Regions from separate parts of the Homo sapiens genome. Here region 1 is linked to region 2. A link is a contact called in ENCODE Hi-C or POLR2A ChIA-PET data. All regions are on one chromosome and are shown on one strand. The core of a region is the stretch at or near the end of the contact, and the rest is flanking DNA. Distances in the headings are between cores, read along the strand shown.

Region 1 (3,415 bases), core at 358-2,857, 120 kb after region 2:
TGAGGCAGTCTTGCTCTGTCACACAGACTGGAGTGCAGTGGCGCAATCTTGGCTTACTGCGACCTCTGCCTCCGGGGTTCAAACAATTCTCCTGCCTCAGCCTCCCAAGTAGCTAGGATTACAGGCATGCACCGCCACACCTGGCCATTTTTTGTATTTTCAGTAGAGATAGGTTTTCAGCATGTTGGCAAGGCTGGTCTCAAACTCCTGACCTCAAGTGATCCACCTGCCTCAGCCTCCCAAAGTGCTGAGATTAAAGGCGTGAGCCACTGCGCCCAGCCTATTATTCCACTCTCTATGTCCATGTGTATCCATTGTTTAGCTTCCACTTGTAAGTGGGAACATGTAGTATTTTACTTTCTGTTTCTGAGTTATTTCACTTAGGATAATAGCCTCCAGTTCCATCCATGATGCTGCAAGATGTGTTAAGAAGCCTGTTTTCTAGTCTAGACTGCCCCAAACCAGATGGATGCCCTTGGCAATTTATTTCACCTCTCTGGGTGCCAATCTCCTCCACTGTGAAATGAGACACTGTAGAAGATCAGTAAAGTTCCTTGTTCTCCCAGAACTTGCAGGCTACATATTCAGGTGGGAAGATGGGCTGAAATTTTGCTCTCTAGCTGCTAACTAAATCGTATTTTTAAATTCTGCTTCTCAGACTCTTGAAAAGTTGGCCTGAGAACATAAGACACCACCAAACAATCTGGAAGAACCAGTGCTATTACAACAAAGCAATGAGAGAGTCAAGATTCCTTAAATGTAGGTCTGGAATTCAATGTCAATTGATAGCTGATCCTTTTCATGCCAGTGCTGCCAAATGTACCAGGAAAGTTCTTTAAAAGCAGACTGAAGTTTTAAGAGTCCACACTATTATTTTCTTCTTAAGTCTAGGTAAAATCCCTTCCAATTAGTTTAAAAGTAGTATTTTGAAAATGTTACCAAAATAATACATGTTTCTCACTTTTTCTCCTTCCTCTCCTTTTTCTACTAACGACTGAAGACATTTTGGGACAATCTAACCTTTCCCCATTAACTGACTTGTCTGTGTGAAGAAACCAGACTGCAGATTTGCTGTTGGCCTTGTGTAATTTCTGAGCCAGGGCATGGTTTCCAAGGTAACAAGTTAAAAAAAAAGAAGGCACAAATAGGTCTAGCACATTTAATATGTAAATGAACTAGGTCACTAAGTATTTCACTAATAGGCAAGATGATAGATTAAACCCTTCTATTCTTTTTCCTCCATTTACCCTAGGAGGAATTTATTTGGGGCTTTTACAGCAGACATAATGATTTTCCTTTGGCAATGCAGTTTCCAAAATACAAAACTCCAAAGAGAGTTTGTTACAGTTAATCAAGCGAAAAGCAGCTTCTGTTGAGGAATCTAAATGGAGAAAGGAGAGGGGGTCCTGAAGCACTGAATCTAATTCTAGACACTTGTTTTTGCAGTTCTCTTACAGATAACACACAATAGCGTGCACATGCACCCTTGCCAACTCTTCACACAGTGAGAGTTAGAGTTCCCATTCTCATATTCCCACCAAGCCAGCGGCATGCACAAGAAACTCACAGTTCTGAAGCTGGAGGAGTGACTTTGGCTTCCAAAGGGAAAAGGGGAGCCAAAGTGGTCGTGCCCTGTCCTGCCCCTTGGACAAAGGCAGGGAATTGAATGCACCGGCAGTTGGGAGGCAGGGTGGGGCAAAAGCCAAGGGTGAGGGCTGAGGGAGAGCAGCTTTTCCTTGGATGGACATCCTTCGATGGCCAGCATGCAGCGCAGCCATCACACATGCCAAGGGCTGCTTCCCAGCCTGCCTTCAGGAAAAGTGGAGGGCGCCAAAGAAGGGCATTCATAACAATGCAGTAACAAAAGCAGATAGATGCTCTGGGGGACATGGGCAGAGAAGAAGCAACAGCACTGTGTGTGCCAGTGATCCAATTAGAAAGCCCAGCTTCCACACGCAGGCTGAGGCTTCCACAGCTTAAACCCCGTGGTATCCAGACACCATGATTTCTAGAGTTCTTAGTTGCAGACAAAGCCCCACTGTGTTTTCCCGGGTGACCATGCTGCCAATTTGTCTCATACCTTCCAAAGAAGCCTAATTATTAGCTTCTTCCTCGGCTGTCTGGCTTTTTCTTAGCTCCATGAAGACTGAACATATATTTCCTCCTCTAAAGAAGGTAGGCAGGGTTGGGGAAGACAAGCAAGTCTGGAACAGAAACTCCGCCCATCCATACCCCAGTGAAGCAAGGCACATCGCCATCTCCATAAACACCAAGGTGCTGGCCGGGCGCAGTGGCTCATGCCTGTAATCCCAGCACTTTAGGAGGCTGAGGCGGGCAGATCACGAGGTCAGGAGATTGAGACCATCCTGACCAATATGGTGAAACCCTGTCTCTACTAAAATACAAAAAAATTAGCTGGGCATGGTGGTGCGTGCCTGTAGTCCCAGCTTCTCAGGAGGCTGGGGCAGGGGAATCGCTTGAACTGAGGAGGCGAAGGCAGCAGTGAGCCAAGATCATGCCACTGCACTCCAGCCTGGTGACAGAACAAGACTCCGTCTCAAAAACAGCAACAACAACAACAACAACAAAACAAGGTGCTTGGATCTGGGGCCCCAAAACCTATCCAAGTTTTCAAATAACAGTTGGTCTCTTCGGCATTTCCCTGAAGGTGTTCACTACACTTCTTGCCCTGTCCTTTCACTTTGAGTTCCTAAATGAAACCCGTCGTCGGCCATCCTCCCGCCCTGCACAGTCTATTCTGCAAACTAGATATTCTGTGTCACACTTTTCAGAGTCCTTTCATTTTCCTGTTTTGTAAAAGTGGTTGTGTCTCGGAAAGTTAAAACGAATTAACTTCATCATGGCCTGCAGGATGAAAGAGATAAAATGAAAAAGGATTAGGCTTTCAAGACATCACTGAGAAGCCTTTTAAATGAGCCAAGTGTGCCGATGTCACATGAATGGGGTGGCCAGTAACAGAGACCGCAGAAGATCACAGAAATCTGTTTCCACCGTATGTTTCGCTAAGTAAAGAAAGGACAGTGCTGGGTGTTAACTTCGGTTCAAAAAAAAAAAAAGTTAACAACATCCCTTTTCTGTTCCCAAGTCTATTACTTCTAAAAAAGATATTTTAACATTATCACTATTTTTTAAAGAATGTCTTTTCTCATCTTTTGCTTTGAATATATTTAATATAATTTATTCTCTCTTCCCATAGGTCCTTCATATTATTTCCACTCATTATTGTTGAAATCTTCCAGTTTTCTCATTATTCCCAATGCTTCAAAATAAAAGAGAAATTTAGTAAGATTAAATAATGGAAAAAGGAAGCCAAAGAATATCCAGTTACGATGTTCAAAGAGATAAGCTGGCCCTGAGGCATATTTATCTGTCCTAAAAGAACTTCACCAAAGAG
Region 2 (3,374 bases), core at 575-3,074:
TCACTCTAACAACTTGAATTTAAGATAATTTACTTCAAATAAATACAGAATGCAGACTATGACTTAATCATAATAAATCATTCTCTATGTTTAAAATGTCCCACAAAATGTTGATTGTTTTCTTTTTTTGTTTTTTTGAGTTGGAGTCTCAGTCTGTCTCCCAGGCTAGAGTGCAGTGGCGTGATCTTGGCTCACTGCAAGCTCTCCCTCCTGGGTTCACACCATTCTCCTGCCTCAGCCTCCAGAGTAGCTGGGACTACAGGTGCCCGCCACCACACCCGGCTAATTTTTTGTATTTTTAGTAGAGACGGGGTTTCACTGTGTTACCAGGATGGTCTTGATCTCCTGACCTCATGATCTGCCTGCCTAGGCCTCCCAAAGTGCTGGGATTACAGGTGTGAGCCACCACACCCAGCTGATTGTTTTCTTTTTTACGTATTTTTTTTGTTTGAGTCAGGATCTTGCTCTGTTGCTCAGGCTGGAATGCAGCAGTGCAATCATGGCTCACTGCAGCCTCCATCTCCTAGGCTCAAGCAATCCTCCCACCTCAGCCTCCAACATAGCTGGAATTATAGGCTTGTGTCACCATGTCCACCAATTAGAAAAATTTTTTGTAGGGAGACGGTCTCACTATGTTGCCCAGGCTGGTCTCAAACTCCTGGGCTCAAGCCATCCTCAGGGTGAGTCTATAAAGTGAAAGCAAATTTATTAACAAAAAAAAGGAATAAAAGAATGGCTACTCCATAGACAGAGGAGTTCTCAGGGTTGCCAATTGCCCATTTTTATGGTCATTTTTTGATGATGTGCTAAACGAGGGGTGGATTAGTCATGTCTCGCCTTTCTAGACCATGTAGGGTAACTTCCTGACATTGCCATGGCATTTGTAAACTGTCATGGCGTTGGTGGGAGTGTAACAGTGAGGACGACCAGAGGTCACTCTCATCGCCATCTTGGTTTTTGTGGGCTTCTTTACTGCAACCTGTTTTATCAGCAAGGTGTCTATGACCTGTGTCTTGTGCCAACCTTCTATCTTATCCTGTGACTTAGAATGCCTAGCCATCTGGGAACATAGCCCAGTAGGTTTCAGCCTCATTTTACCCAGGTCCTATTCACAATGGAGTTGTTCTGGTTCAAACGCTTCTGACAAGACCAAAGCAAAATCCAGGTGATTCACACTGGTGGTATGTATGCATATATGTGTGTATTTCTAAGTACAGTGTGTAGAAGTAACACACTGGTGGTTTTAGAAGAAATATAAAGATGTTCTATTCCTTGTTTCTGGAGAGTTGCTCATTTTGAAGAGGAATTGAAGTGCAAACCAGGGTCCTGGGGCCTTTTGTCACAAAAACCTCTGAAGTTCCAATGGAGGGTGGTGTTCCCTGGGAGGGAGGGTGCAGAGCATTGTCCTCCCAGCCCCATTGAGGACACCTTTAGGACAGTGCCTCTGCCTGGAAGATGAGCAGCTTTAGGCAGTCACCATCGTCGTCTAGAAACCACATTTGAAAACTGGTGGGAGGACAAGGCCCAGCTCCATCCTGCCGCGATAAACTCCCAGCAGCAAGATCCCAAGCAGGATAGATGGTGATGGGAGCAAAACGTCCTGTTCTCTCATCTTTCCAAAACAAGCCTTGCCATTTTCAGGAGCGTGTAAAGGAAATAAAACACCTACCCGCCCTAAGCAGGCAACATAAGCTGTGTACCTTCAAGTTTCTCCAAAGCACAAGCGCCTCTGAACATACAGTGTTTTTATCCCTGAACTATTCCAACTCCAGTCCGGAGTGGTTTTACGCAGTCGACACTAGAGGGCAGGCCATTAAAACGTTCCCGTTCAAACGAGTTGCTCTGCAAATGCAAGAGCTGACACAGCACCTGAAGGTCCGCTCCGTATCTGAAAAGTAGCTTTCCCCCACGGAGAATGCAAGCGTGCGTTCGGTATGGGGCAAGAGCGTGGGAAGCCTGCTACTGCTTTCCTTTCGGGGCATATTTACAGTGAAAGCCCGTGAACTCGCCTGCTCTTCCCTTAGATTTACTTTACTTGGGAATTCCTAGAAGTGGAAAAATAAATCACAATGGCCAGTGCGGGTCCCCAGAGGTTTAGCCCCGGCTAATGGATAACAGGAAGGGACTAAATCAGCCTCCTCTCACCAGCGGCAAGTTTACAAGAGAACCACTCAGCATGAAAACGCCAAAGCAAGCTGTACTTAATCCCTCAAGAAGTCCTAAAAACTGTAATTTTATTAAGTTAGAGACAGGGTCTTCCTCTGCCAACCAGGATGGAGTGCAGTGGTGCGATCATACTTCACTCCTGGGCTCAAGCTGTCCTCCTGCCCCAGCCTCCAGAGTCGCTGGGAGTACAGGTGCATGACGCCAGGTCCAGCTAATTAAAAAAAATTTTTTTTTTCATTTTTTTAAGACACGGGGTCTTGCTATGTTGCCCAGGCTAATCTTGAATTCCTGTCCTCAAGCAATCATCCTGTTTTGGCCTCCCAAAGTGCTGGGATTACAGGTGTGAGCCAGCCACCTTGTCTGGCCTAAAACTGTAATTTTATAAACTCTTTGTGGCAAACCCCTCCAAACAAAAAGGCTCGGGTGAGTGTAAGGATGGCTTTGCTCCAAGTTCAGAGTTTGGCTTCTCCGCCGTGCTCCCTGCCCCCACCCACCCCCCCACCCCCATCTGACTGCCTTGTCTGTTATCATGTGTAGATTTTCTATGGATTTTATTGTGTCATCATGATAAAGCCAATGTTAATGTATTTTTCAGGCAAATGCTGCATTTTCCTCCTCAAAGACTAGGCTTCTCACTCTGGAATTGGGCAGCACCTAGAAGCAGCCCCATGGCCTCACTGGAGAGAGCTCTGGCCATGAAACCCTGCTGGCCAGCGTTTATAGAGGGCTTCCCAGTTCTTCATTGGAGGTCTAAACAGGATTTCCCTAGAGAAGGAGGGCTTCGTGGAATAAATGACAAAGGGAGTTGGGGTGGCCTGCCAGGTCACTGGGCTCCAGCTCCTCATTGTTCAGCCCACAGGCTTCCCAGGGCGCCTGTCCAAGCCAGCCGGAAACAGACGAAACTGCAAAATCACTCCATTCCTGCCCACACAAACACGGGGAAATGAATGATCACTTTGCACAAGAAACCTCCAAGAGACACTTTGAGGATCCCCTTGAGGAAAGGACAACTGGGACCTGTGGCAGGAAGAAGGCTGAAAGAAAAGTCCAGGTTTATTACTCCCTGGGAGAAGGAAGAGGAAGAACAAAGGAAATGCACTTCTTTAAGTACTTCATGATGCAAAATATTTTTAAATTCCTGAGTTCACATTTAAAAACTGTATATTTTTAAATTATAGGAGCAATGATGTTAGTGGTAACCAGCCCAA

Evidence for each region. Hi-C counts contacts between places; a loop is a spot of excess contacts on that map. ChIA-PET counts read pairs that join two places held with the same protein, here RNA polymerase II (POLR2A). Pooled maps may share reads with other maps.
Region 1: a loop to region 2 is called in a map of mammary epithelial cell, with 2.9 times the contacts of the local background. The contact joins two enhancer-like sites. A Hi-C loop is called at or near these places in 2 of 168 maps with a recorded cell type or tissue (PC-9 and mammary epithelial cell) and 6 of 50 pooled maps. POLR2A ChIA-PET finds 5 or more read pairs at or near these places in 1 of 52 experiments (H1).

What each region holds. Positions count from the first base shown.
Region 1 is chr4:98,585,329-98,588,743 of GRCh38, forward strand. All of the region lies in intron 1 of TSPAN5 (tetraspanin 5), which reads right to left. Among named protein-coding and RNA genes, the nearest start is that of TSPAN5, 72 kb to the right of the region's middle. Within about 2 kb of position 1,608, at least 3 of the 41 ENCODE cell types and tissues checked have a DNase peak (open chromatin) inside an H3K27ac peak, as active enhancers do.
Region 2 is chr4:98,465,912-98,469,285 of GRCh38, forward strand. No RefSeq gene overlaps it. Among named protein-coding and RNA genes, the nearest start is that of TSPAN5, 190 kb to the right of the region's middle. Within about 2 kb of position 1,825, at least 11 of the 41 ENCODE cell types and tissues checked have a DNase peak (open chromatin) inside an H3K27ac peak, as active enhancers do.